Linked DNA regions of Homo sapiens: all the other regions are linked to region 2. A link is an interaction called in ENCODE POLR2A ChIA-PET data of the cell type or tissue named here. Cell type or tissue: OCI-LY7. All regions are shown on one strand. Each heading gives the region's core, and the rest is flanking DNA. Links, peaks and the distances in the headings are about the cores only.

Region 1 (10,501 bases), core at 3,441-8,440, 1.4 Mb before region 2:
AGAAGCACAGTACTCGGAGGACCTCTGGACTTGATAGGCTGGCAGTGACCATGAATTATCTCACTGGCACTGCTATCATTCAGGCAGATGAAACAGAAGTCAGAGCAATGGAATGACTTGAGCCAAACAGAATCTAGGCCTTCCTTTCCCTCTCTGCAGGCTTCTCTCCTCTTCCACGCTGCCTTCTGGAACGTTGCTTTAATAGCAGGGAGCCACGCAGGCTCTTGGTCTCCCCTGTGGCCTTCTCATGGACAGTCTTGAGTGGCCCATCCCTCACACCTGCTCAAGCCTGGCCTCTTCCAAGAAATCTTTGATTATTCCAGCCTCCCTCCAATCCCTCCTTTCCTCAGTAGCTTGTCTTTTGTAGCTTGCTGGTAATGGTCTGTGATATAATCTTTGTGGCTAGGCAGATAGCATCTCATAATAGAGTGGACACATACTAGACATTTTGCGTATCCAATTGAACTGTAGGTATTTTGAACACAGGGATCATGTCTTCTATTAATGTTGTCTCTCTCCCTCCTCTAGCTGCTACTTTAGCATCAAGCACTCAGTAGGTGTTCAGTAAATATGGTCTATGGCCCAGAGGGCTTGCATCTGGCTGGAAATTTGGACATCTCTCACTGGTGCCCCAGCTGTCTGGCCCAGGAGCCTGCCCCGTGGCACAAGGAGGATGTATAAAGTCTAGCAAGCTTCAGAGAGGGAAAGCAGAGCCTGAGTGATGTTGCAGCTTTGCTCCGAAGCACCCGCTAGGGCCATCCAAGCAAGATTGCAAAAAGCCCTCCTGTACTTTACCCTGACCCCTAAGGGTAAACTTTATCAATAGTAAAATATAGAGAATTCACTGGAACATCTTTTCTTAAGCCCTCCCGCAAGTCAGAAGCTGCTTTATGTGAACTGTTTGTCCCACTTCTGGCAGAACTGTGCCCACCTGACTCAGAGATTCCCCGGCAGTGTGGACAGACATAGGTTTGGAAGCAGGGCAGAACCCAATTGCTCTCTAGAAATGGCAGGGAGCATAGCCAGTCACCCCAACTGACCACAGCTTTCCACTTGTACTCTGATGATGCAGATGATCTTGCCTGAAGGATATCTCCTAGTCTCTCTGCCTTCCCAGAAGGGCAGGGCCACAGGCCCCAGGGATTCTCTATCTCTCCTCCCTGACCACTATGCCTTCCCACTTGGTCTTCCTGTCTCTGCCAAGCCCTTTGGTTTTAGGCTCTTTGTTTTGCTTATTTAGCTGTCAATGTCACCTCTGCCTCTGGACTTTGTCTTTGAGATCTCTCTTTGGTCAATGCCCTGAAGCTGCAAGCTAGCCTACTCCCAGATACAGCTCCCTGGACTCTGAGTCAGAGGAAGGATATCTGGCCAGAGGAAGCAGACAGGGGAGGTGGGCAGGGCAGGGAGTCAGGATTATCTCAGCACTGTGTCTTCCAGAGGAGACCCCTTTCTGTGAAATGAGGGGTGACGAGAAGGCAGCTAAGCCTGCAGACTGGCCCATGTGACTGGGAGGGCATGAGATAAAGTGGTGGTTTTCAAAAGTGGCTGTGTATTTTAAAAAAATACAGATGCCAGGGCCGTCCTCTGGAGATGTGAATTCAGTGGGTACAGGGTAGGGCAAGGGAACCTGCGTGTTTAACACGTGCCCCCTCTACCCACCCACTAGGCAGACCTATGTCTGGGGAGCACAAAATTCCATCATTCCACCCCAGCCCACCTTCCATGGGGTACTCAACGCCACCTCCCTCATCCTTAGGAAGGGATGCTGTTTCTAGGATGGCTGAGGGTAAGAAATGGGAAATTTTGTGTACCAGGCTGGGGCTGGGGAAATAATGAAAAGAATTGCTATGATATAACCCAATCACAGGTGCCACAAACTCTTAAGTCTTATAATTGATGCCCATTAGGAACAGCTTTTTCTTTATGATTGTCTAGAACAGAATGAACATTTGACAGTGCCTAATGCACTTCTCGGTGGGAAAGCACTCATTCCTGCTGGCACTTACTCCTAGCCCCCTGGCTTCTCTTTCCTCTCTCTGTCATTCTTGATCTTCCTTCTTCTCTACTTAATAAAAACACCTTTCATTTCGGTAGCCCTTTGCCGTTTTCAAACCTCTTTCCTGTCTATTATTTAGAATCCAGCGAGGTGTGCAGAGATTTTTAATTCCCAGTTAATAGATGAAGTTCAAAATGTGTACTGCCTTGGCTAAGGTCACTGCACCAGGAAGTGGTAAACACGGCTTTGTTCTAGCCTGAGCCTGCCATTGCCACAACTCTGCCTCTCCTTGTACCTTCTCTCCATCTTCTTCTCCTCCCTGCCTGTCTTGGCTTTTCCTCCTGGGAAAGAGTTGTTACGGAAGCAATTGCTAAGAGGTTTTCTAATGCAGAGAAAGGCCTGCAATGTTGTCGATGTTGTTGTGAAAGGGTCTCTGCTTTGGTGCCCAGCCCTGGGAGGGAGTGATGTGCTCTGATGGGAGAGTCCCTCGTGAGGATGACTTCTCCCTCCTGTGGCTACTTCCAGAAAGCAAAGTCACAAAATAACAGAGGATCACTTTGCCTCCACCAACCAAAGAGAGACAGCAGTGCCCAGGAGCAGAAACACTAGGAGGCAATGGAGGGAAATCTAAGAAAGTTGCTTAGAGGCCAAAGGGGAGGTAGAGGTAGAAGAAGACACCCAGGAAATCCTCACTGAATGCACTCTGGTTACAACTATTGACATACTCCCCTCAGTTTTGCATGCCAGCACAGCATGCCATCTGGCAGTTAAGGAACAGCAGTGCAGTTATGTTCCAGTTATATGCCAGCCCTTCTTTCTTCAGCCTCTCTTAATACTTCTTGCCAATGAACAGTAGCCCAGCAAGGGAGAAGTAGAAAAAGCATTCCCCTGGGATTGCATACACTTAACCCCAAATCCTATCTCGGCTACTTCTTTTCTGAGTGGGCTCAGGTGTGACTGGTCACTTACCCTCTGAGCCCCAGTCCTCTCACCTGGAAAATGGGAACAATGCTTGCCTCCTCCCAGTGTCGCAGGAGGGTTAAGTGAGGTCCTGTGTAGAGGAGCTAGCTCTTGTTTGAGATCGAGGAGTCCTGGGTTCTTCTTGTAGCTCCACTTCTAACTAGCTCTGTGTGCAGGAGAGTCCCGTGGTTCTTTGTGGCATTTGTATTCAAGAGTTCCATATATGTGAAAGCTTCTGAGAATAGTAAATGCCCATACCAACGTAAGGAATAATTATCGACTAGGAGTAGACAAGTGTAGAAGGAAGGGAGAAATAGGATTTTTTCCCTTTCTGGCTGCTTTTCCTCTTTTCTAGCATTTTTGGTTGTTGCTGGTGAGTCTTCTGGCCTTTCCAGCTGTGATCCTCATCCCCAATCTCTTTTCAGTCCTATTGGGAGACTTGTCCTTTGTTTCAGTTCCAATGAGAGTTCTGCCAGCTGTCCCAACTCTGCACACACAGCCAGGTCTGCATGGCCTGCTCCGCTTGCTGGTCTCAACACTCACCAGGTTAGCTGGGAGGTGCCCTGGCCTTTCTCTGGAGGGACAGTTAAAGTGAGGGCTTCAGTTGGCTCGGAGCTGAGTATGGAGGTGGTGAGGTGCACGCTGGGGAAAGAGCCCTCTTGCCCTCCAGAAACTGATGTTCAAGGGGTTTGGCTTTTCCCTTTTCTGAGATAAAAGGTAGCTCAATTCCACCCACCTGCCTCTCAGGTTTGCCTTGGGGATTAATGCAGACAACTGGTAGCTGAGCTCTGGTGAGATATCAAGTGCCTGGAAACTGTTAAATCGCAGCTTTCTTGCCCTAATCTTATCACCTGCCATTAAAGATCAGAATATGAAAGCTGTACATTTGTAAAGCTCAGTGCAGTGCCTGCACTGTGCTGCAACACAGAGAAACTCAAAATAGTTCTTCTTCCCCAGCAGTTACTATGGCACCATGCATATTATGGATTAATATTTCCCCCCACCACTCCCTTTGAAAGGTAACCCTGACACTGAGCCCTCCCTTTCACATCCTCCCCACAATCAGGTGTGATGTTGACAGAATCCAGTGTTTCCAGGGCATCTTTCATTGCCTAGAGTCACAGAACACCAGCCCAGCGTCCTCCCAGAAGCCCCCTCCCCACCCCTGTACATGGAGCTACCTGCCAGAATGAAAGTGACAGCTGTCTAATAGCTATGCCCCATCCCACCCAGAAAGCAGACACTTAGACCTCAGGGGGAGAGTGGGAGGTTCCTGCTTAGGTAGCAGCAAGGCTAAGGAAGAGATAAACTTTTCTCGTAGACAGAAGGGGTCCTATGTTCAGGTCATGTACCTATGAAGGATGTGCAGATATGCCCCATGTGCATTACTCTGCTGGTAACTCCATCTGTGTGTACACCTTACATGCTTCTGCATGCATTTCTGCTGTGTGGAACCACCATGATACCTGCATGCTTGAAGTGTACAGCATACACTTATGGAGCATGTATACACTGCACACTCACACAATGCGATTGTGTGTGCATGCACCTGTGTGGTTAAGGGGAGTCATGAATGCAATATTTGTGTTCACACTGCTGTCTGCCATGACAGTGGGGTTCCACAAAGGGTTACGGGGCCCACTGGCTCTGGGTTGGCAGTGCCAAGCCGTGCTACCCTCTGTGAGGCAGGTTCAGTAACGAGGCTTGTAATACTCAGCCGTTATCCATAGAGCTTTAGAGGATCCACAAAGCCCGTTCATTCAGGCATTGCTAACAAGCCAGCGGCGACAAGCCGATATGCACAATGGGACAGAGTGAGAAGCTAAGAGAGGTCCTTGTCTGCCTGGCTGCTCTGCAACTTGCCAACATTTTGCTCCTGTCTTGCAAACTTAATGCAATCTTTCTACATTATATGTCAGAGTCCCCACCTCACCCTGAACAAAAAATAAGCTCAATAGTCATTTTGCAACTCCAGCCACCCCCATCTCCCCAAATCCTGCTCCCCCTTCTCCTGGCTTTTCCTTCTTTTTTTCTGCACTCCCACTAAATTAGATTAGTCACATTCTTAATTAGCTGTGCGGGTAAGAGCTCTATTAGGTATTAAATGTTTGTCACAATCCAATTAAAAAATCCATCACAGCAGGACAGGTTTTCTGAAGTCCAGCAGATTGATGCTGGGGGGCCTGGTCCTCTCCTCTCTGTCAAGGGATGCATAAGAGGAGCAGGACTGAGAAGGCAGAGGGAACCTGGGGAGGAACTACCCAGGGAGGCCACCTGGCCTGGCGCTAGGACATTGCTGTTTGAGCCTGGAGGAGTCAGGCTACTGTAGGGTGAACAAGCGTCTAGATGGCCCAGGACTGTCTCAGTTTAGCAAAGGGGTTGGTTGGCCACCCTGGTCTCCAACATACTGCTCCCCCTAACCCCACAGAGTGATGTAGTAAGGCCAGTATGGGGCATGTGTGCTGTGTGTGCACATTCATGTGCACATGTGCATGTAGTGAAGTGAGATGGGCTGCAGGGTAGAGAAGGGCAAGATTGACAGCTTAAGCCTGGTGGGAGGCTTTTCAGCTCAAATATAAAGAATGGACTTTGATGGAGTTGGGTTGTGGTTTCCAGGGGTCCAGCTCCACGCCAGAGCTGCCATTCAGAGCTATGTCTTTCTGTTCCATTTTAAACAGAATTGCTCAGGAGGGGAGCTATCTCATGGTAAAAAGAAAAGAAAATGAGCATTCATCCCTGCATCCCCAGCCTTTCTTTCTACACTTCCTTGGCCCTTTTCCCTTTTCCTTTAACTTTTCCCCAGGTAGGACTCCTCCCTTTGCATCTCCTCCCTGGTCAAGCTGGGCACACACAGGCCCTGTTTAATGGGCACCTGGTTTTAGACCCTCACTCCCCCAGTTCCCTGCACCACCATATCCTTCTCCCTTGTTTCCTCTTTGCCACCAGGATGGGGAAGAGTTGAGGCACACAGCACTATTATTCCACAGTGCTGGGCCCTGCAGTGAGAGGGTGAAGGGGAAGTTTAGGCATCAGTGCCTCCAGCACCTCCTAGGTGGATGGCACTATGTACTTAGCCACTTCAAGTCTTCCGATGTGGTTTTTTGTTGTTTTGAGTTTCTTGTTCTTTGGGTGCATCTTTTGTGGCTCTGTCGACCGGTAATAACTATACACTGATTGCTTTTTATTATGATTGGCATGCCAAAATGCCCTGCACTCTCAGTTCTTTCTAATTCTACCCTCCCGTACCAGCAGATCTTAAAATCTGACCTTGCAAAGAAGGCTGTCTTGTTCTGTCTGGATGAGGGGAAGTGTTTACTCACTTCGATTGTGAGGCCCTGAGGGGCAGGAAGCAAGACTCATTCATCCGCACATCCTCAGCTAGCAGCATGGAGCTGAGTTCAGAGGAGGCACTTAGAAGCCTTTGTTGAAAGACTAAATGAATGAGCTCACATTTGAGACTCCCTTTTTATTCTTCCAGCACCCTACATATGCTTGCCCCTTTACTTCCACATAAAGCAAACACTTAACTGTTTATCCAGCACCTGCTCATTCCTCTGAATGCTTCTACATTCTCTATCAGAGTCATCTTGTCTGTCTTAGTTTATAAACCCCTGAAGGGCAGGATCCCTGTCTGTTTAATTGCCTCCCCATAAGGCTTGCAGCCATGCTAATTCTCGGGACAAATGAACATGCTTGGTGCTGGCTCTCCATTGTTTCATCCATTCTCTAATCATCCATTGAGTGCTTCCTCCTGGGTCAGTGCAGGCTCGGGCTTGAGAAGGACAGGAAAGAAACGTCCCATTCTGCCTTTCCCTCCAAGAGCTTGCCATTCAGGTTGAGGGGACAAGGCATTCAGAGGAACTAGTTTCTTAGTAAGCTCAAACCAGATTTTAGTAAGGGACCCAGGTGAAGGATGCAGATGCACCTGCTTTGGGAACTCTGAGACTGGTAAGGGCCCTGTGTGGCTTCAGAGGTCAGAGGATGCTGCTCAGCCTTAGCTGGAACTCAGAAGAGGCCTTGGAGCAGCGCTGTGGCAGGGCATTTCCAAGCAGAGGAATGAGCAGAGACATGCAGACTTGGAATAAGAAGTGAGTCTGTTGATTGGGGGAAAAGAGTAGTGACGAACCTAGCAGGAAGCAGCATTGCAGAAGGTACTGTAGAATTGAAAAGGGAATATGAATGCAAGCTGATGACAATGATAAATCACACCCAAGCCCTGAAGGATGCACCTGCTTCCTCCTCCTCAGCACACCTGAAACAGTGGGACCCCAGGTCTCATTTGGCTTGGGGAGTGGTTTGGAAGTTTCTCAAGTGCTGTCAGCAAAAAGAGCTGTGGGATATCCTCTTGTCTGGTTAGAATTCACCTCTGTGAATGCACAGGTTGTGGCCTGTATGTGGCTGTCTTCACTGAGAAGGCCTGCAGAAACTGCCTTTGGATGGAGAGTGAAGGCTTGTCAGTCAATGGATATTAATTTACAAAGACAGTTTATCCTCACTTAGGGAGAACAACACTTGTGATTGCCCCACCTTCTACTCACTACATTAAAAAAATAAAATCAAATGGTGGAAGTCAGCACATCTCTATTCCTACTTCAGGCCCAGTCCCTGAGTTGTCCCAGCTCATGGGCCAAAGTCAGGGTGGCAACTACAGAAGGATGCTATATCCATGAGAATCTCCTGGTTCATGTTGGCCACAGGTAGATAGGGTGGGGGAATGCAAGCTGGCTGACCAGGGGAGGCAGGGCAGGGATGGGACATTTGTTGAGTGCCTGTGCTTGACACTTCACACAAGATTTTAAATTTGGTCTTCATAATACTTCTGCAAGAAGGTTTTAATGTCCCCATTTTACTAATGAGGAAATTGAGACGGAGAGATAAGTAACTTGTTCAAAGTCATTCTGCTTGTGGAGCAGCAATTTGAATCTATCCATCCATCTCTTTATTCAAATATTTATTGGGGTTCTGCTATGAGCCAACTAGTGTGTTGATGCCAAAGCCTGTGCCCTTCAGTTAAAGATTGGTATTCCTTTCCCCCTCTCCAACACACACACACACACACACACACACACACACACACACAGGTACAGCTCATAAGACTCCCTTGGATAAGGAGAGCATGTGGCAGGGCCTACAGGTGCCAGCTTGGGCTGCCCGAGTAATTATGTTGCTACTACTATCACAAGTGCAATTTTATGTGCCTAGTAGGATCAGTTCCTGGAGGTAAGCCTTGCTTCACTCCCTTGTAGAGTCATTAGATTTAGCAAATAAAAATATGACAAACCCAGTTAATTTGAATTTAGTAAACAATGAATACTTTTTAAGTATAAGTGTATCCCACACAATTTTGGAAACATACTTATACTGAACATTTATTTGTTTATTGTTTATCTGAGATTCAAATTTCACTTGCTGTACTATGATATCCAGCAAACTTATGCCCTTGCCACCTGTCACTGCCACGATGCTGAGTGAAGACTGGCATCACCATACCCATTCAGGGGCCCTGGCAAGGTGGTAGAAGTGCCAGGGGTACTAAATGGCTTCTGCCAACCCAGAAAGGGTCAGGGCAGTCCCCACTCCCTCACTCTTGGATGATCAGTGCTCCTCAGCATGGCCAGCTTGCCCAAAAGGCAGCAAGTCTGCCTGGCTGCACAGTGTCAGCTGCTGGGTGAGGCTATGTCTCTGCATCTCCTGGCTCCTGAGAACTGAGCATAAAGGAGGAGTTCAGTAGGCACCATGACCTGGGTGGTCACAGGCTCCTCAAAACTTAAACCCAACATGTCCAAAGCTGGCCCATCGTCTTTCCCCCAAGCCTGCACCTCTCACCCTCAGTGGGCTCAACTTTGGCCAGTCTCTCTTCCTAGACTTAGATACCCCTACGGGTGTTCAGTACCCACTCACGATGTTCTTCCTCCCTCAAAACTCTCTCTCCATCCTGTCCTCCTCTCTCCATCTCCATGTCATGGCCTGAGTTCCAGCCATCATCATCCTTCACCTGAATTATTTTAATAGCTTGTAACTCATTCTTCCTCCAACCTACCCCCCACAGAGCACTCTCAGAGTGATCTTTCCCAGATTTAAGCCTGATTTTGTACTTGCCCATATTCAGACTGTCACTGGCTCCCCATGGATTTCAGAACAACATTAATATCTTTAGTCCAGGGTATAAGCGTTTGATAATTTGACCTCTTCCACATTTTTAGGTCCATCCGACCCTCCCGTATCCACATCCCCCTCTCTCTAAAACCATTCACGCTTTCCTGAAAATGTCATGCTCTTTCCTAACTTTATTTGTCATCAAAAATTCATCCCAATTGTCATCCCTTATGAGAACCCCTCCCCTCTGAGGTTATGCAGCTGCTCCTCTTGTCCCCAGCGACCTGGGCCTGCTCATCTCAATCACTTGTGGCACTTTGTGTTCCCGTGTGGAGCTGCATCTACCACCTGGTAAGTGCTCACTAAATGATAGCTGAATAAGTAAATGTACAAGCAATTACCAGATTGAAAACTTACTTACCAAACTCTCTGAGCTCACAAATTGCCAACATGGGATTAAAATGCTTTTTTTCCTTGTTGTTCAGATGCTACCCACCTCTGCCTTTTTTACCCTCTTCTGAGGGATGCTGTGGTCCCAGGAACTCAACAGGTTCTTCCCACCAGACTTCCTGCCCTAGGTTTGAGGCTCTCACACCCTGGATGACCAGATCCTGATGTGATTGAAATCCCCAAATGGGCTTTGACAGCTCTCAGGGGTTAATGAAGTAACCAGCCTCGTGCCCCTGGACATAGGAAATATTGCTGTGGCTGAGGTCTCAGTATAAGAGAAATGAATTTCATGACCTCAATCTGGAGCCTATGCAGGCATTTTCCAATACTCCGGAAACTCAAAGTGGCCTGTTCCTGCTGGCTGACTACTGCAGGAGAGGTGAGAGGATAAAGGGAGAGGCCATGCTGTGGGTTGGGCTGGCTATACATGGAGGCCTGGCATGGTGTGAACCACACAGTGAAACAGAGTGTAGAGTTCCCTGGGGAGGACCAAGGGCCCAAGCCTGACCCTGAGGTTCTTCCTGTGCCACGTGCTGGAAGCAAGGTGCAGAGAGAGTCCCTGTTCCTGCACTGGAGATGCTCAGAAGCAGTAAAGGTGGCAGCAAAGGTCATTTTTTCCTGACATCATTAAACCAATGACTCAGATTGGTATTTGGAAGGGAACCACCCATTCCTCCTCTGTTCTTGCCTACTCCCAGAAAAGCCCTCTCCCTGCAGCCAGCTCTGATTCTGCATGAAAGATCTTAGAGGTTTCCTCTCTGCCCACACAGACTGCACCCTCTGGAAACCCTGGCTCGGCTGGTGATGGTTGACATTAACACTCTTGTAGGGCCTTTTTGCAAAACCTTAACTTGGACTTCTACTAGGAAATGATCCATCTGGGTAATTGCATGCCCTGTGAGAGGAACACCTGAAGATTTACTAAAATATGATTAACTGTTTTATCACTGAACCTTGGTGCAATGGCGCTCTGTGGAGGGCAAAGTCACTCTACAGTGT
Region 2 (10,501 bases), core at 1,757-6,756:
AGCAAATTGCTATCCCACCTATTTTCTCAAGGAGTTTACAGTATAGTGGGGGGGAAAATAAGTAAACAGGCAATTAGAATCTGATATCATTCGTTCTAAAATACCTGTAAGTACATAATATCAACAAAGTATAGAAGAGACATCCAACATAATTTATAATATAGTGAATAGCTGACTTCACTGAAAAATTGAAATCAACCTCCTGAGAATGAGCTGATGATGCTATTATATCAATTATTATCATAATAATAGATATTGTTTATTGAATGTCTTAACTTTAAGCCAGGCTCTACTATACTGTTACATTTAAATTTCAAAGCAACCTTCATACAACAAACGATAAAACTGATTTTCAAAAACAATGGTTTTGCCCAAAGCCACATAGCTACTAAGTTACACGACCGGGATTCATGCCCATGTCTATCACTACAAAACTATATGGTCTTTTACATTACAGCCTGCCAAGGACTGTCAGTAAAAGACTATAAGCTCCCTGAGAGACCCTGGGCAAATCACAAACCTCAAAGTCTCACTTTCCACATTTCTGAAGTACAAATACTTGCTTTCATGTTCATTACGTCAACGTAAACTCGACATGAAAAAACTCCTGGCCGGGCGCGGTGGCGCAGTGGCTCACGCCTGTAAATCCCAGCACTTTGGGAGGCCGAGGTGGGCGGATCACGAGGTCGGGAGATTGAGACCATCCTGGCTAACAAGATGAAACCCCGTCTCTACTAAAAATACAAAAAAATTAGCCGGGCCTGGTGGCGGGCGCATGTAGTCCCAGCTACTCGGGAGGCTTAGACGAGAGAATGGCGTGAACCGGGGAGGCAGAGCTTGTGTGAGCCGAAGCTTGTGTGAGCCGAGACTGCGCCACTGCACTCCAGCGTGGGCAACAGAGCAAGACTCCGTCTCAGAAAAAAAAGAAAAAGAAAAGAAAAAACTCATGATGAAAGGGCACTGTAAACTATAAAACAGTTGATAATTATAAATTATTATAATTACCATTACCATTAAGAAGAGAAAGCTCTCCCTTTCATAGTAATACTTAGTGTTTACTCAAAATAGAACTTTAAGCAGCTTTTAACACCAAGTTAACCTCTAGAACAAATACCAAAAACTCTGTATCACTAATACGGCTTTAGACTTAACTGCAGGAAAAAGTGAGAAAAACAGATGTTGTATTAATGTCCTGCAATATGAAACTAATTTTTTAAAAACTTTTACCTTTAGTCTATCAAATCATTAGGAATTACATATATCTCCATGAAGATAAAAATGGAAGGTAGGGAAGGAGAGAGAGGAAAAGAACACGCTCTCTTGCTGTACTAAACTTTTATTATTAAAAATGAAAAAGTGGCTGGGCGCAGTGGCTCACGCTTGTAATCCCAACACTTTGGGAGGCCGAGGTGGGCAGATCACAAGGTCAGGAGATCGAGACCATCCTGGCTAACATGGTGAAACCTCCGTCTCTACTAAAAAATACAAAAAAAATTAGCCGGGCGTAGTGGCGGGCACCTGTAATCCCAGCTACCGAGGAGGCTGAGGCAGGAGAATGGCGTGAACCCGGGAGGCAGAGCTTACAGTGAGCCGAGATTGCACCAGTGCACTCCAGCCTGGGCAACAGAGCAAGACTCCGTCTCAAAAAAAAAAAAAAATGAAAAAGTGACAGCATAATAGAAAGGGAAAAACAGAACTGCAAATAAGAAAATCTATAATGCAATCACAGTTTTTCAAAACTTTATGCAAAACACTAAAACTAAATAATTTCATAAAAGTTGGAATCTCAGTCAGTCTCCCCAAAGGGGCTAAAGCAAAAAGATAATTGGGCAAATCTTCTATTGTGTCAATGAGACTGTTATTTCCCTTACTAAAAAGACTGAAGTAGAGAAAGATACACAGGCATTTGTCACTATGTACAGTGGTGTGGAACCACAAAAATAACCATATAAGCAAAACTGCATATAAAATGATATTTTTCAAAAGGAAAAATTATGATTCTTCAGTAACCTTTAAAAATTTTTGTCCAAACTTCAAAAACTCTCTTACTTTCAGTTATAAATATATAGGACAATTGTTAAAAAGTAAAACTATTGTTTATTTAGCACTTCGTTGTTTGAAGCACAAAAATTAAAGTATTTTAATTATTTAAAAAAACTTATCAAGAATATATTGAACAGTGCTTGCTGCCTTCTCATATAATTTACAATACAAAGTATTTTTTCTATCTTGGCAAACTGTCATATTCCTTTCTAAGTTTGGATTAACTTCCAAACTTTATCCTTTGCATGTTCAATGTTGTGAAGTATCTCCAAGAGTTCCTTTAATGTGAAAAATTTGCCAGAGTCATTTCCCCTGGAACATTCATGCTTTTCATCACAACCACTTTCCTTATTTACACTGATAAGTTCATCTTCACAAAGTTCATCTGGCTGCATATCTAGAGTCCACTGAATAGCAACAGTGTCAACACTCCCACAGACAGCTATTTATTCTACATCTCCATAAGTGTCCTATTCATATCCTTCAAAGTTACTTCTATAGCGAAGTAAAAGTTTGCTATACTACAGACATAATATTCATTGTTGCTCCCTGAAATGATGTCTTCAACTGCATGCTTTATGTCATATTTCTCCCAAAATTGAGATAAAGAAATTGCATAATCTCCAGTCTCCTTATAATTACTATTTCCTTTTGATGTGGCATCTAACTTCAGTATTTTGGCTGACATGCTAGCAAAACTGATTGGAATTTTTGTTTATTACAGTCTTAATCCAAAGCAGAAGTATATGCTCCAGTTAAACCATAAGCAGCTTTCTGTTCCTAGTGAAACTTAAACTAAAGGATGTTGGAGTGATTTTATCATTTTTTTAAATTTATCATACTTTTTCAATATGGTTCATATCACAACTTTATACAGGCCTAGGTCTCATTCTGTCTTCATTTTGCTGTTGCCATTTTAAAATCTTCTAAGACTGTGCATCTTCTAAAATTACATGCAATTTCACTTTCAGCATTATGACTTTTCATTTCTTTGTAGCACTGTTAGCTTTGTTGGCCAATTTCCTCTTTGGATTATCCATTTTTGTAAAATGTCAAATGGATTTATTACCAGAGACAAAGAGGCAACACAACCACATACTTTGCTATCTGTAAGTAAAGTGAATAACAGATACACAGTGACCAATCACCAACAGACTTTGGAAGAAGCGACATGATTGGTCACTAATCATGTATGTATATAGTGACTTGTGGACTGAACAGCAGAGTTTGTTTTGCAATTACTCTGTTAATATACTATGGTAACAGAAATTTGAACCATGTGTTTGGGAGACTAGTGTTGTAACTGAACCACGGTAAGAGAAAATAATGTATACCATAACTACAAAGCAAGGACTGCCTGTATATACACACATAGGTTCTAAAGAACTCTAGCCAAGATTTTGCCTTCCAGTGGTAGCAGTCTACTCAGATTTTGCAGGTTACTTACTTCTGATTATCACTCAAAAAAGACCAATAGTCTTAAAATCTTAACTGTGGTTGTTGTAATAGTACCACTAATAGTAATAATAGCATGCATTTATTAAGCATTATTGTGAACACTTTACAGTTACTAGCTAATCTTCTCCCCACAATCTTAAGAGGTAAGTTTTATTCACAATTTACAAATTGCAAACTGAAGCACAGAGAAGTTAAATAACTTGACCAAGATCACTGTAAAGCCAAGATTCAAACCCAGATGAGGGTACTCTATAGCTATTTATCCTAAAAATTTCACTCTAGTAACTTCAGTGATATCAGTAATAGGAAGAAGGAGTCTCTCCAGATTTAAAAATTGGTTACTCTTTTCATTCATCAGGTAGGAAATCGTTTTATCTATCTATCTGTCTATGTAACTAACTATCTATCTTAGATTTCCTAGAACACTAGGAAAAATCACCAAGAAAAAAATAACCTAAATAGATCTTAGGACTGCCATAGAGCTGCTACCAGTACAGAGAATTTAACATGCAGATAGGCTATAAAAGAAGAATATCTTAGGTCCACTTTTTTTAAATTTTCAACCAACAAATTTCAAAAACAAAAAAAAATACCAGTACAGAGAAAATAACATACAGAAAGAAGAATATTTTTAGGTCAATGTTCTTAAAATTTTTCATTGAATAAATTTCAAAAATAAAAACAAAAAAACCCTCCATACCATCCTTAGCAATAATGTTCCCATTAATTCTCACATTAATAAAGGGTCAAAATTTAAAATGCAGAATAACTCAAATATGAGTGCTTTCCTTCTTCACTTTTTTTTTTTTTTTTTTCAAGACAGGCTCCAGCTCTGTCACCCAGGCTGGAGTGCAGTGGCACAATCTCAGCTCTGCAACCTCCACTTCCTGATTCAAGCCATCCTCCCACCAAATATGAGTACTTTTACTAACTCCCTTCAAATACAAAATGAGAACTTAGCTACAGTCAGATTTTAAAATATATTAAAAATGATTATAACAAGAAAACCAATAAATTTCAAAGTCTGACATGGTTTAATCCCTGCTTAAAACATTTAAAATCAATTATTTTGCTTTTCCATTCAGTAAGACTAATACAGGACATTCAGATAGTGATACATTATTTGGGCTTTTGCAGATACTAGCTATATGCATCAAAATAAACGGGTGCTAATTTACAAGTATTTTTACAATTGAATGTATTTGTAAACACAATTCAAAAACATCTAAAAGCATAAAGAAAAGGAATATCTTCCCCTGTACAGCTACAGCTGATTAACAAAAGTCCATTTTTCTCCTTCATAAAGGCTCATTTTGCAGGCTACTGATTCCTGATTATCACTCATAAAACACATGTAGATAGGGTTGAACAAAACATGGGCAAAAAATGATGAATTCAATTTTATGAGAAAATTTATAGCAAAAGTACCTACATTAACTTTTGATAAAATAAGAAAACTAGTGATTAGACTTGGAGTTCCTATTTCTTTTTCTCTCGATTGTCATTTCTTTTGTTTTTTTTTCTAATTTTTTTCTTTTATCTACAGTCTATATTTTTTCCCATTTCTATTCGTATTTTTTCTTTAATCCCTTTCCTCTAGGGTTTTTCTTTCTTTACATAGTTGGAAGTAGAACTAATATGATTTAATGAAGAATTAGATGTAGAGTGAGAGAAAATGGAGTTGAAAATGCCAAGTTTTTCATCTACAATAATTGGAAAGATCAAGTTACAAATTAAAAAGACTGTGAGAAATTACAGGAGGAACAAGTTTGGGACAGTGTCAAACTTGATTTTTTAGTTTGATTTTTGAACATATTAACTTTGAGATGCCAGATGAAGATCTGAAGTTGTTGAATATATAAGTTTGGAGACCTCAGGTCAGAGAAAAACATTTGGAATCATCCAGTCATAGATATATTTAAAGTCATGAGACTGGATGGGCTAATCTAACAAGCAAGTGTGGTAGAAGAAAGACTGCTTAAACAATGTCTTTGAGATGTCAAAATGGAATAAAATAGAGTATACAAGTAGAAAATTAGCCTTAAAAGCAGGGACATTTCATATTATAAAAGAATTAAGTTTCTTGTAGTACAGTGGAATAATGAAATAATTCACCTAAATATATAAAACTTCAAAATTTAAAAAATACCAGGGAAATAAAAAGAATGAGTAAATTTATTAAAATATGCTGAAAATTTTAAAAATCAAATATTTAAAGCACAAATACAAAATTTCACCTATAAGACATATTTAACTTTTAATTAATTGCTTAAAGTCCTACTAAAAAAAAAATAACATTTTTAAGTCTTCCTCCCTCTTCCCTTCAAATGATCCAAAGATCTTGAAAAGGGAATAAAACAACTATGCTACTATTACAAATACGGATAAAATATTAGTAACTAAACAATATTTACTAAAGAAATAAAATAATCATATCCTATTTATAGGTACTTAATACTGACCCCTGTAAACATCCCCCGGCCCCCCAAAAAAGAAAGAAAGTCATACAGAAGAGTCAAATGAAAAGGCTTTAGGAAGAATAGCAAGATGGTCTTGATTCAAATACTTGTGTTGCCAATTATAAGCTAGATCTCATAGCAAGGCAAAATAAAATGCTTTAGCTCCCTACTCCCCGTTAAAAAAAAAAAAGTAAATAAAAGATAATCTACTTTGCAGGGTTTCTTGCTTTAGTAAGAAAAAGGCTGTGCGTGGAATGGAAATAAACATACGGTAGAAATAATAGTTGTTTTTTCCTTGCCATTACTGTGACAGTAAAAAGATTATCTAAAATAACCACTTTTTTGTTTTGTTTTTCCTGGAAAAATATCAGAAACTTTATGGACTGCTTAATATCATTAGATATTAATTCAATTAGATACTGTAAGTCAGCATTTGATTAGGACAGAAAACACAGTAATTTAAACAGGGAAAATTTACTATAAAGAATTATTAACTGTCATAGTAGAGTAACTACAAAGAGAATTTAACCCTAAAGCTAAGGGAGAGTACCACAAGAAGAACTAACGTGGAAGTTGGGTCCTTTCACCAAAGGTGGTATTCAGACCTCACTGGAGAAGGCAGGATTACAGCCCAATGAATAGCAAAGAAGTTTGTTGGACTGCCCAGGCAAAGCTAGACCACAGGCACGCAGGAAACCCTCTGGGCTGCAGCCAGCAAAGGCTGGCAGGCAGGTGGGCAAAGGAAATCAGGGCTTCCAGAGTCAGCTCACTGGCAGGGTGGTACGAGGCCTGGGGCACACAGTGTCTGTGTCAGGAAGGCTGTAGGAGGGCCTCACTGAGACAGAACCAAAGCTATGAGCTCACGGAGGGACTGCATGTGAGTGCACAGCTGGGTTGAACCAAACATCAGCAAAAGCACAGCATCACTGGATGTCCCTGGATCTTACAATAAGCAAGAGCAAGAAAACAATAAATGTAACACATCAGAAACAAAAGAAACCCCATCTTCCTGCAGTGTCCCTGCAACACCCTCTACTGGCATAATTTAATATTGTGCTTGCTGCAAAGAAGAAATGTTTAAAGCTCCATTAATGCAGATCAGCTAAGAGGACAGATTTGGAGCCAAGGGGCAATAACCTGGTAACTGGATAGGATATGGTTAAAATACCCAATCTCTTCTAATTAGCAGCCAGGCTACATATCCAAATTTCTTAAACCAATAAATTAAATGTTTATATTATAGAAGTATACTGTGATTTATAAAAGGATTCAAAAAGAGCTGCAATAGAGGTCTGCAAATTGTACCAATGCCAGTTTCCTAGCTGTGATACTGTACTATGGTTATGTAAGATGTTACCATAGGGGGAAATGGGGAAGCACACATAGAGCATCTCTATACTATTATTGCAATTTCCTGTGCATCTACAATTACTTCAAACTGGAATTTTTTTTAATGAGCTCCAAAACATCTAGAATCAATCAACTTATGAGAACACATTACAGACAACAATATATGTTTTCATTGCTCATATTTTAAAAGTATTTCTTAAAATACAATGCTAAAAACGTAATAGTACTACATCCACATTTAATACTTAAACCATGATGCCGCCTCTCCCCACTGGGTGCCAACAGAAGCCAGCAATGAAAAGATGCTGAAAATTCTGTCCTGATTACAAGTTTCAGTTCAAAGGCTGAGAGTCAGATAGAAGCTTCCAGTTATCCACTCCCCAAATTATTCACCTGAAAATGCCAATAGCTTTCTATCAATTGTCACATGAAATCATTAACAGAGAATAATGAAAGTACTTTTGTATAAGTAAGTAATACCTGTTTTCCTATGGAAAAAGAGAGTTATCCTTCTACTGCCTTAAAAGAAAACACAAAAAGGACAAGTGAGTAAGCTCACAGGGTAGCTTTTAAAATGTTATGCAGAATATGGGTCATCCCACTAATCTATTCCCATTTTCAGGAAAGGGAGGAATGATATCCTCTAAGAGAAATTATTATAACATCTAAAATTCTTTATTTTGCTGTAAAAGTTCATAAACGTACTAATTCACATAAGAGAATAAAACATCCAAATCAGACTGACATCTAGGCAACTTCAAGATAGTAACTTGAGTTTTTACCTAAATAAAACTGTAACAACTTGCTAAGGCAAAAGTAAAAATAAGTACTAAGTAAATCCAGCAAAAGACCCTCAGAATGGTCTAACATCAAGTTAGAGCAGTCAAAAAATAATAAACAATTCAAATTCTACTGTCCATCAAATTTAGTGATGTCAACTCACACTAAAAAACTGTTTCATGAGAAGAAGAGAGTCCCTGGGTGATTTTTTCAGTACTCCTTGTCTAGGATATCTTTTCCTCAAGAAAATAACACAAGGAAAGGTACTATCAATCACCCATGCTACACAGTATGGTTCTTATCACTTCAGTTTCTCATTATATAGTTTGTGCTGCAAGCCGGCAAGCACAAATTGAAAACTGAAGCAAAATTGCTACCAAAAGAGGCACATCACTGAACTCTCCAAATGATCAAACTACATGATCTGATATGATCACTGTCATTTAGAAGTGATGTTTTTCTAATGTATATATAATGATTGTATCCCCCCAAATCAATGTGAGATAGAAGTGGCTCATGGAAATCCTTATTTTCCAACAGTGTTGGCCCATGTTACTCACTGCAAATTGAGTTGTGTGCTTATAACAACTCTAATCATTATATTCTGCTTGCTGTATCACTACTTCATTCTGGTTAGCACAAGTATTAATATGAGGGCAGACCCCTGAGAAGAGTGATAGGACAGACATAAAACCTGGTGCCAAAAATCGCTTCCTGATTACCCTTCCCCAAGGCCTGAAACTACCATTATTGGAACCTCTTCATGTTAAGGAATAATAAAGAGGCCCATTTTCTAAATGTATATGGTATTATTTGTCTTGAATCATTTTATCATGAAATAAGAAGTAATACTTGGCAAAAAAAAAAATCAACTAGACAGAGCACTAATGGCAAAGACTGAAAAAATTTCCCCTTCTCTCACCTTTGGAATATTGAGCATAGCAAACTATTCAAAGCATCCAAGTAGGTGCTAAGTAATAGTGCTAGTAATAGTGCATTTAGGTAACAGTGCTAGTAATAGTGTATTTTAAACACTATCAAGGCTTTAAAAATACATATCAATGTGTTAGTATGCAAGAAATCTTTTGCAATATTTCTGTATGTGGTGATACCAAAACCCATAATAATGGCAGCTAGTCAGAGAGAGAAATGATCACCATTTCTGCTTTGGGAACACCAGAAGAGCCTGACCTCATGTACACACACTTTAACATCTCAGCTGGAGACCCTCAATAAGTAAGCTTTGCCCTACCACTCCTCACACATTTCATATACAATGATCTTGCTTTCTCCTCTTAGTTGTTAATGTCAGCTTTCTCTTCTACAAATTGGCTTTTCTCCCAAGGCACTGAGGGTTTGAAATTTCTGAGCAATCACTTGAATGCCCTAACATCTAAGTTCGCACTTTTAAATTCTGCTGAAAAGATACCAAAGAATACCAATTCATTTATCTTCAAACTGGCTTAATTTTAAACCTAGTATATAATCAAGAATTAATTGGGTTTAGCCTTTAAGAGTACACAGTCAGAAATCAGATGACCCTGGTTTAAATCCTGGCTCTACCAGTTTCTGGCCAAGTAACCAAAGTTACTTAACCTGATTAAACCTCTGTTTCATCATCTATAAAATGGAGTAATAGGCCAGGCGTGGTGGCTTACACCTGTAATCCCAGCACTTTGGGAGGCTGAGGCGGGCAGATCACGAGGTCAGGAGTTCAAGACCAGCCTGACCAATATGGTGAAACCCCATCTTTACTAAACATACAAAAATTAGCCGGGTGTAGTGGCGCATGCCTATAGTCCCAGCTACTCAGGAGGCTGAGGCAGAAGAATTGCTTGAACCCGGGAGGCAGAGGTTGCAGTGAGCCAAGATCACACCACTGCACTCCAGCCTGGGTGACAGAGTGAGACTCTGTCTCAAAAAAAAAAAAAAATGCAGTAATAATAACAGTACCTTCCTCATATGTTAAGAAAAGTTGTTCAATGGCCACCAAATAGTAAGTGTTCATTAAATGTTGGCCATTATTATTGCTCTTTTATATCCAGTTATTAAATAAAGCTTAATATGTGATATCCAACATGGGTAATCAAGAAAAGGAAAAGAATATTAAAAGTTTTCATGACTTGAGAACAGTTTTCATACATTCTTTAAAATACATAGGATTTTATTGGTGCAATGTGCAGTTATTAATTCCATATTACAACAAATTTAGCCAATGCTCTAACTTTATAAACTTTTATATACTTTTTATTGATTTAGTCAAGTATTTAAAAAGAAGCAGTAGAGAGTAAGAATATGTGTTCTAGTACTAGATGTACTTAGTTAAAAAGTAATTTTATAGCCTTGGTCAAGTTATGTAACTTTTGTACCTCAGTTTCCTCAACTGAAAAATGAAGATAATAGTACCTATA
Region 3 (10,501 bases), core at 1,983-6,982, 250 kb before region 2:
AAAGCAGGCAGAAAAACATAAAACGGTGAGACTGGCCTAGCCGCCCAGCCTACATCTTTCTCCCATGCTGGATGCTTCCTGCCCTCAAACATCGGACTCCAAGTTCTTCTGTTTTTAGACTTGGACTGACTCTCCTTGCTCCTCAAGCTTGCAGACAGCCTGTTGTGGGAACTTGTGATCATGTAAGTTAATAAACTCATATACATAAATATATATATATGTGTGTGTGTGTGTATATATATATGTATGTGTGTGTATATATATATATTTACACATGGGAGTTTATACAAAAATACAAACAAAAAGTATATACATATATATTATATATAACGTGTGTGTGTGTGTATGTGTGTGTGTGTGTGTATATATATATTAGTTCTGTCTTTCTAGGGAACCCTGCCTAATGCAATCAGCTTTCCATAATACTTCCATAAACAGCAATGATGAAAAAATTATACTGAACCATTTCCCATGCTCTTAGTTCTGAAACCTCAAGCAAATTTTAATTTCATACACAGCTCCCATCATTCCTGTTGGGAACTTTGAAATCCTCAGCTACTGTAAAATACAAACTTTTTCTGGTCTTGCTGTTATATACATCTGACCAGTTTTAAATAGAGAGTGACTGTCAAGGCAATCATTTGTACGCCGGAAGTGAAGAAGGCTACTGCCATAATGCATATTCCTCTAACAGCAATTACTGAAGCCATTAGCTTATTTATACAACTAGCAGCCAACTTCCAGAAGGCACCATTCATTCCTGAAGGAAGTGCCATTCATATAGAACACAATGTGAACAGCATCTCCTTGAACTGTACAACATGGCTGTACTAAATGTATATTTAACACCCAAGAGGAGATGAACACAGAATATAATCTACCCTCCAATCCATAGGTTCTGCATCTGCAAATTCAATCAACCAGTGATTGAAAATATTCAGGAAAAAAATAACAATACAGCAATAAAAATACAAACAAAAATACACTTAATAGCTATTTAAATAGCATTTACAATGTATTAGGTATTATAGGCAATCTGGAGATAATTTAAAGTATACAGGAGGATGTGTGTAGATTACATGTTAATACTACACCATTTAATATAAGAGACTTGAGCATCCTGGAGGTTGGCGTCTGTGGGCGTCCTGAAACCAATCCCCCCTAGATACTGAGGGAGGCTTTATACGGATAGTTCAATCCTGTGACTGTCAAACCTGGTCACATATCAGAAACACCTGGGCAGTAATTTAAACATACTCTTGCCTGGACCTTGTCCCAGACAACTTAAATCAGAATCTCAGATGACCAGAATCTCAGGTCCTGGCATTGTTTTCTGGTTTTCATTTTTTAATGCGCATTTTTGTTTGCTTTTAACTTCCCTTAGGCGATTTTAATGTACGACCATGGTTGAAAACCACTGATATAATGATATCAATTCTGATTAAGTCTTTCAAGACAAAGACAAATGATTTAACCTTCTGTATCCATTGACACCAGAAAATATTTTTCCTAAAACTCTTAACTAGCTTTAAAAACATTAAAAAGAAACTTAGTAATATGCTTAACTGCCAAATGTTAACAAGCATATATAAAGAACGATGTCACTGAAAATATAAAGAACTATGTCAATGCAAAATAACAACCAAAACAATATCAACTGTGTAAAGGTATAAAATAATAAGAAGGAATTTCAATGTGATACATTAAAGACAAACATTCTTCAGGAGTGGAACACATTGCTTAGTGAAAGAAACAGATGTACTGAGTAGAATGGGGTACATCTGGAAGAGTCTACTATAATCAAATAGCATTTACATTCAATAGCTATAGTTGATTTTTTTACCTCATAATAAGGAAGGGAGAAGTTTAACAGGTACTTCTACAGTGTATTTCTACAGAATCTACTTCTATGGATACAGGCATTTTTTAAACTTCCCTTTCTAGAAATTATATCAATAGCCCCCCTAGAACTGCAGTGATATAATTTGTTCACTCCAGATCTATAATGTTTTATCACTGGTCTAGTCACTTTCCAGGAGAGAATCTCTAGCTCTCTTAAAGATGGAGTCTTTTAACAAAAAATTTTCAGGGATATAAAAATATTGCAAAAGGTATGTTTCTCTCAAATTATGTCCTCAAAATGATTTAACCAAATCCTTTTAAATTTCTCCCTACAAAACATATGAAATAAATACTTCCCATGAATGTATAACTCATCAATGTAATAAAAACACTTTTAATAACATATGGTTAAGTTACATTGCATCCCCATAATATCTCATTCATGCTAATAATCTTATATCTTAGTGAAATATTATTCACGTCTGTATCTGAGCTTTTCCCCTTAGTGAAATTTTAGGGACTTTATAACAAGTTTCTCTTTGGAATAATTGATGAGCTCCACATTTTAAAATAATTGTGTGCTAACACTTGAATACAGGACTATATTAACAACATACGTTTCAAAGCATCAATAATTTATTTTATTTATTTATTTATTTATTTATTTATTTATTTATTTATTTTTGAGACAGAGTCTCGCTCTGTCACCCAGGCTGGAGTACAGTGGCACGATCTCAACTCACTGCAACCTCTGCCTCCTGGGTTCAAGCGATTCTCCTGCCTCAGCCTCCCAACATCAATAATTTCTTAAAAATCACCGTTCAAATTCTTGGGTTCAACTCTCAGCTCTGCCACTTAACTAGGAATAGTTATTAAACCTTGCTAAGCCCTAATTATAACACACTTGTTTTGAGGATTAAATGTGAAAATGCATACAGTATGTATCACAGTGCTTGGCACACAGTGTGTACTCAGTAAATATTATCTACTGTAATTATCTATTGAGTCTTGATAAACTCTAAATTTGGCCTTTATATTCAAGTAATAGTCATTGATTCAAGGATGTTCTTCAAATTAATATTGAAAAAGACAGGGCCAGACATGGTGGCTCACACCTGTAATACCAGCACATTGGGAGGCCAAGGAGAGAGGATCACTTGAAGCCATGAGTTCAAGACCAGCCTAGACAACATAGGAAGACCCCCATCTCTACAAAAAATTCAAAAATTAGTCGCATTTTTGTATTTTTTGGTGAGAATTGTAGTAAAGGGATAACTCTGGAAATTACATGTATAGATGTATTTGGCATATGCCTATAGTCCCAGCTACTCAGGAAGCTGAGGGAGGAGGATCACTTGAGCCCAGGAGGTCGAGGCCGCAGTGAGCTGTGATTGTGCCACTCTGCACTCTAGTCTGGGTGACAGAGCGAGACCCTATCTCAAAGCGTGTGTGTGTGTGTGTGTGTGTGTGTGTGTGTGTGTGTGTGTGTGTAGAGCTTCAGTTTTCATCCCTTGACTTTCATAATAATCTATATTGTTAATAAAAGTTCTTAAGTTTATTTTGCAGTTGAATATTTGCAAGTGATTTTCCAGGAACTATCATTATTACTGTTTTTTACACACTTCTATTAGAAGCTTGGCTCCTATTTTGATTAACAAATAATTAGCCGGTACCTAAGAAATGTCTCCAAGTGATCTAAGTTACAAATATCATAGTAGGACCCAACTTAAGATAGAGTGCTCATTCTATCATTTTTATTTTAAAAATAAAAATAATTTCCAGAGTTATGCCTTTACCACCATTATCGGCAATAAGGCGGACTATTTCTATTTATAGTAACCCTTATCTACCAACTATGGGTCAGTAAATATGCAGAGAGCACTTCAATACCATATACCTAGTCATGGTGGGCTACTCCTGATTTTTAAAATACCATCACTGTTCTTAAGGAACTTGTAATTCAATGAAACACGTAAGTATGGTTGTAGCAATAACAAACATTTAGAAAGTAACTAACACAGGTAGGTGTATTAAGGTCTGTATGTGGAAACCAACCAATTTGCAAATGTAACAAATCAGTCTTCAAACTACAGTATAATACTTAAGATCTCCCAAAACTTGTTAGACTTATTACCTCAAACTGCAGATAAGCTAGAAAATCAACACTCCTGCCAAGTGGGAACAAGCCCTGTTTCTGAATAAATTATACTTCAGTGTGTGTGCATGCACAAACACAGGGACACACATTTTCAAAGCTGTAATAGCTCAAGTACTATCTAATTGATTTTAAGATTTTATCTAATTTTATTACAAGAGCAGATAATTTTACTTCCCAAAAGTGGTGGATATTTTGAATGAATGAGAGTTGTTCTTAATATTTGTCAATTTTCCTGATTATCTGTAATTATAGTAACTACTTCATAGGATACAAAATTTCAGTTGGAGTAAATTCAAGAGATCTGTTGTACAAAACCATGACTATAGTAAATAACAACGCATTGAAAATTGCTAAGAGAATTTTTTTAATTGGAAAAAATATACACTCTTCTTCAATTATTTGATACTGGAAAATAGTAACTTTTTCAGAAAAATGTTATATTAATATATAATGGGATGAATAATGTTATTTTAAATAAAGAACATTTTTAAAATTTCTTAGGTTTGACTTCTAATATGGAAAATGTCAAAAGACAAAACCTACAAAAACAAAAATTATCAGGGCCCTCAATAATTTTTAAGCATATAAAGCAGTTCTAAGACTAAAATGATTGAGAAGTACTGCAACAGACTGAATTAGATTCTCAGGGCCCAGCCTGCAAATTTGGATCCAATCAAAAACCCATCAGAAAGAATTGTGATTAAAAAGAGTGTGGTGCAATTGAATATGCTGTGTGAAAACAAAGAAGGAAAATCATCTTGATCTAGAAACCAAGGTTAGCTAAGAAAAAAGGACAAGCAAAAGCAAACATTTGCTGAGGGAAAACTCCACAGTGAAACTGAGGCTCCTGGGACTGTAATTTTGGCCTCAATGTTCTTATGCATCTACTTAGCAAATGGTAAATGGCAGTGCAACGTTTAAACAAGTACATATTTTTAATTCATGATAAAAATCAGCAAACTGTGTAAGTTATAACTTACAGCAGATTACCCTCCTCTATCTCATGGTCTTTAACTGATACATAACTCTTTCAGGTCAAGCTTCTTGAGGAACTAGTCTATGGCTGCTGTTCTACTTCCTTTCCATTTCTTGTCTCCTTAAAGTCTGGCTTCTATCCCACTTTCCTTACCTAAATTTTTAAAGGTGGAAAACGAATCCTACCAACACGAAGATCCCTCCCCAGTTTTTTTTTTTTTTTTTTTTTTTGGCTTAAAATATAACACATGCTTCATGATTTAAAAATCCAGTATCACAAAACAGCCCATGATTCCATTGTTGTCATGAGTCCTCTTTCCAGAAGCAACTTCTTATCTAATAGTAATAATTATTCCTAAATAGCCATATGCTTATATTGCTATTTCTTGATTTATTAATTTCAGATTTTGCCCTTAGGTTCCTGCTCTGATAGCTGAACCTTCATCTTTAAAAGAACAGCAGCATTCAGTGCTATCACTTTTCAGTCTTCATGATACTCTCCTCTTGACTTTCATGACACTGTGTCATCCCAAAGTAATCACGATTTTGTTAGTTTGGCTTTACAATTTCTCATATGGAGTGTGCTTCAAATTTATTGCCTCTTAGTTACAGATCTAACAAAGATGTTATTTGTACTATACATTTTAAAGAAATTTATCTAAATAAAACTATTTTTAGATGTTACTATAACATTAAGAGAAATTCCATATCAAAATAAGCTGTGAAAAATGTTAAGCTGGAAAAGCATTTGTTACATTAATCAAAACATGTCAGTAATATGGTATAGCTTATAATAATGATTTAGTCTAGAAAAGTGGCAAATGACAACAACTACTAGGCTCAAATTTTATTTATTTATTTTTGGGGGTATAATGTCTTGCTCTGTTGCCTAGGCTGTAGTGCAGTGGTGTGATCATGGCTCACTGCAGCCTCAACCTCTTGGGCTCAAGTGATCTTTCTACCTCAGCCTCTGGAGTAACTGGACTACAGGCATGTATCACCAAGCCTGGCTATTTTTTTTTATTTTAATTTTTGTAGAGACAGGGTGTCACTATGTTGCCCCAGCTGGTCTCAATCTCCTAGCCTCAAGCGTTCCTCCTGCCTCAGCAATTTTATTCTCCCAAAGTGCTAAAATTACAGGCGTGAGCTACTGCATCTGGCCTCAAAGTTTATTTTTTCAGGTAGTAAATAATCCATTAAGTGGCAGACATTATATTTCAAACCAAATACAAGTAAATAATACTTAAAATTATATTAATATTGAGTGATGCTATAGAATCAACATTTTAAAAGCACGGGAAAATATAAACGAAAGTACTTACTAGGTGCTATTTGTGCCTTTTATGAATGATTAAATTGGAATAAAAGCATCATTTGGCTATAATATTAACAACTGTCATAAAGTATTTCCTTCAGGCATATGTGGGACCCTCTAGCATAATGGTACTATAACAGAAACTTATTCTCAGGGAGAACTGCAGTTACCAGAGAGGCTTAATTTCATTGCATTACAGCACTATAGATGAAAAATGTAAGCAAGAGCTAGAAAATTTGTATGTATATCTCTTTATTTAAAACATATATTGAACAGCATATATAATTTTGTATGTGTACATGTGTAAATAATTATTCTTCTCTGAGAAGAATTACCTAGGCTAAAGCAATGTCTTCAGCATTTTGGGCTCCAGAAAAGTACACATTTAACATGCTTGTCATAGAGGCCTCCCCCAGTGCACCCAGTGAGGCATACAAATCCAGATAATGAAAATTCTGATTTACCTGGCTACACTATTCTGAATGTCTGACCTGTTACCCATGTGCAAATTTAAAGAAGATTAGAGAAAGAGTGAAGGCTTACAGTGTGGTCATTATGCTTTGAAACATGCCTTTTTATACATGGCAAGATGATACATTTCAGTTGTCCCCTTTACTTCGAAGAAGGTGTTGTGCTAAAGTATAACATGTAAATTTTAGTATGGGCTTAAACACTCACTTCTTATGTATATGTTTATCTTCCTTACGTTCCTATTTTGAAGTAAAACAGGCTAAAACACCTACCACCATACATTTCAGACATTATGTAAGTGTTAATTGGAAAATATATAACAAGAACATGTTTGCTGGAAGGCAGTGACTAGAGTAGGGGCTATAATAGTGGCAATACTACCACTGCTACTGTCCCTGAGAATAGTGTCAGTTATTAGCTATCACCATGAATAGAATACTAGGGTAGAAATGTTGTGTCCCAGATGGTAAGTGTTATCTTCTCATAAGTACCCTTGTGTTGTGCATAAATATAATGAAGAATTCTTTGTTTTTCCTAACTAGTTAGAAATAAGATCAGTTTATTATTCATTAAAAATCATCTAGTTTGAGACAATGGATATGTTAATTACCCTGATCACTATACATTATGTGGATCAAACTATCATTATGTACCCCCATGAATATGTACAATTATACTTTATCAAGCAAAATATTAAATAAATAAAGGATTGGAAAAAATCATCTAAAACACTTCACAATATGTAAGAAAATTACATGCTATTGAAAAGGACACAGCCGGGCACAGTGGCTTATGCTTGTAATCCCAGCACTTTGGGAGGCCGAGGTGGGTGGATCACCTGAGGTCAGGAGTTCGTGACCAGCCTCAACATGGAGAAACCCCGTCTCTACTAAAAATACAAAATCAGCTGGGTGTGGTGGTGCATGCCTGTAATCCCAGCTACTTGGGAGGCTGAGGCAGGAGAATTGCTTGAACCTGGGAGGCGGAGGTTGTGGTGAGCCAAGATCACGCCATTGCGCTCCAGCCTGGGCAACAAGAGTGAAACTCCATCTCAAAAAAAAAAAAACAAAAGAAAGAAAAGAAAAGCCCACTAGGAGAGAATTAGTTTTAACCAGGGCATAGATTGATAGAGTCAAAATTAAATCAAATGAAAGAAGCATGCTCAGTATACCTACAATTACTCCAGTAGTCATGAAAAAAAGCATGAACTTTTAATTTCTCTTAGGCAGAAATTATGGCTTAATTTATTTTAGTTTCTTGTGTTCTAAATTCATGCTTCTTAGAGTAAGCTTACTTAATTATAAACATTCAGCAATACCTATGAGCCTTAGAATCTTTTATAACCAAAGAAAATTGCATATTTATCAGCACCTATGTTTCACTGAAAACATATATCTCTGCATAAGTGTTTGGTTGGTAAAGAAACAGGTCTCATCCTTCTTAATCTGTAGCCTTATGTACCTTATAGACACATTTATTTCTTGACTTTGTTTTTAAAATCTAAGCTGTCCTTTATCTATCACATTCTTCCACATAACTGAAGCTATGTAGTTGGCTTTTAAAGGTGTTTCAAACATCTATTCAAACCTGAAAATACTTTATCAGGTTATGAATCTGGAGTCCCCCATCTCAGGTCTTGATTCCTTAAGAAACATAACTAGTAGTTAAAACTTCAAAGTTTTGACATCACATTTTCATCATGATTCTGCTTTTGCTTCTTGCCTAAAGTTTTGGTCATTTATTAAGAAAATGAATGTGGATACAAAATATTGGGGATAGTTTTATTGTGGCCTGAAAAACAACCAAATTAGTTTGCCTTGAAAATCAACTAATTAGTATATAAATTAGTATCTTAGGATAAATATGTCTGTAATTAATACATGACTCTCTTATTAAATTTCTTTGTTACATGCAGCCAAAAACATAGTATTGTTGTTCCATTTAAAGCAGGATGTTTCTTCCTTCAGTACATGTTTGGGTTGTGGGATATCTGACCTTTGAGTGGGGTTTTGTTCATTTATACTATGTAAATGACAAAGCAAAGCTGAGAGAAACCTTTTCAAAATGAAACAGGTCTCTAAACCAAGTCCCTCTATCCAAGTTGCCATTCTAACTTTTTTATGCTGTCTCAGTAAAGTATCATTAGATTAGAAGTAATATAATTCACTTAAGTTAGCATAAACAAAGAAAACTTACTGAGAAGATACAGGACTCTTGCTCAGAACCCAAAGTCAGAAAGGAATAGGTGAGTCTCATGAAATGTATCTTCCAATTCTTCTTCTATCCATTTACTTACCTATTCATTCAGCAAATATTTACTGAGTACCTGCTACGTGTGACATATAGGTTTTACTTGCTACGGATAAAACAGTAAACAAAACAGATTAAAAGAAAATCATTGCCCTCATGAAGGTTACGTATTATGAAAAGACATATGGATGGAAAATAACATAACGTATCTGAGGGGGAAAAATCCATTCCATTTTTCTAGAGTATGGCATATATGCAAAAGGAGGCTAAAGAGCTAAACTGGGACAGGCCTTGCAAATGAAGCTAAAAATTCTGGTCTTAGATTAAGAGGCAGCGAAGGTCCAGTGGAAGTTTTTAGAGTAATGGCATTACCAGTCCAGTTCTTAAGAAAGCACATCTATGAACTGTGGGTAGAATGGACTGGTGAAGCAGCACGTGAAGATCAAGAGCAACTGCTATACTCCTGGCAAGAGGACATGTGGGCCTCAACCTCAGCAAGGGCAATGAGAACAGAATGAAGGAGATGAATTTGATGATGTTACATAAGTAGAACGGACATGACTTTAGTTGGATGTGTAAAATGCGGCAAGTTGTTCAAAAGTGACTGATGGTGTCATGAACTGAGGTAGTGAAGGCTGTGTGAAGAGGAGGTGGGATGATTAGATGGACTAGAGAATGATTCTTGACTTTGAAGTCATTTAGTTTAAGATGTCATTACATTTCAAATATAGAAATCCAGGCAACAGCTGGAAATACAATTTTGGAGTCCAAGAGACTTGACCAGGAATATATGTTTGGGAATCACTGCATAAAGTGTTGTGGTAGGAATAAAGGTTTACCAAGGCATGGATTACAGGGGGAAAAAATGGGACTGAGACAACTCATTGAAAGATGCCTATATTTAAGATTTGGGGGGAAAAAGGGCAAGCAAGCTCTCTTTGTCAGAGAGCTAAGAACATAAAAAAAATCCAGCAATCTCGATTTTGGTTACTATAATGTATTATTGTACATTACCTGAGGAAGAAGGAAGAAAGAAGAGGAGGTAGGAGTTAGGTGATTATGTATATAAATATACAAAAAGTTGATATAAGACAAAAGAGAAGAAAAATGAATGTTTTTAATTTATAAGCTGTTATGTTTCTAGATAACATGCATTTCCCTTTTGCAAGGATATAGAATAGGTATTACAATTTATCTCACTCAGTAGTACTTAATGGGCTAGTTTGATTACACAGATTTTATTTGAATGTACGGCATTGAACTTAAATGAAGAAAGGGTATCTGAGCAAAAGGTTTTCATCATTATTCTTCAGGACTTAATTACCTTACTCCAACATTGAGACTAGCTATTTTTACTCAGAGATATTCTAGCCAAAGATGCTCTAATTACCTTGCCATGAATAGACTCTTCTCATTCCTATTTATATAGTGCACTGCACATTTAAAATTTGCCAGTAGTTTTTAAAAGACGGTATAATACTACACCACCA

Evidence for each region. ChIA-PET counts read pairs that join two places held together with the same protein. Peaks named below come from ENCODE experiments on the same cell type or tissue, not always from the same donor. Only the 100,000 strongest peaks of a DNase experiment are listed, where the experiment ranks them.
Region 1: POLR2A ChIA-PET joins it to region 2 with 5 read pairs; 1 of 35 experiments calls an interaction of 5 or more read pairs at or near these places.
Region 3: POLR2A ChIA-PET joins it to region 2 with 6 read pairs; 2 of 35 experiments call an interaction of 5 or more read pairs at or near these places.

The regions. Positions count from the first base shown.
Region 1 is chr1:175,669,447-175,679,947 of GRCh38, reverse strand. All of the region lies in intron 1 of TNR (tenascin R), which reads left to right. Among named protein-coding and RNA genes, the nearest start is that of TNR, 69 kb to the left of the region's middle. In OCI-LY7, for the core only: no CTCF peak of the experiment used is centred there; DNase peaks (open chromatin) are centred at 6,307 and 7,177; H3K4me3 peaks cover 2,218 bases; H3K27ac peaks cover 3,287 bases.
Region 2 is chr1:174,259,360-174,269,860 of GRCh38, reverse strand. The region is part of intron 7 of RABGAP1L (RAB GTPase activating protein 1 like); the gene reads right to left. Among named protein-coding and RNA genes, the nearest start is that of RABGAP1L, 110 kb to the right of the region's middle. In OCI-LY7, for the core only: no CTCF peak of the experiment used is centred there; a DNase peak (open chromatin) is centred at 4,380; H3K4me3 peaks cover 775 bases; H3K27ac peaks cover 4,610 bases.
Region 3 is chr1:174,508,953-174,519,453 of GRCh38, reverse strand. The region is part of intron 13 of RABGAP1L (RAB GTPase activating protein 1 like); the gene reads right to left. Among named protein-coding and RNA genes, the nearest start is that of GPR52, 66 kb to the right of the region's middle. In OCI-LY7, for the core only: no CTCF peak of the experiment used is centred there; no DNase peak of the experiment used is centred there.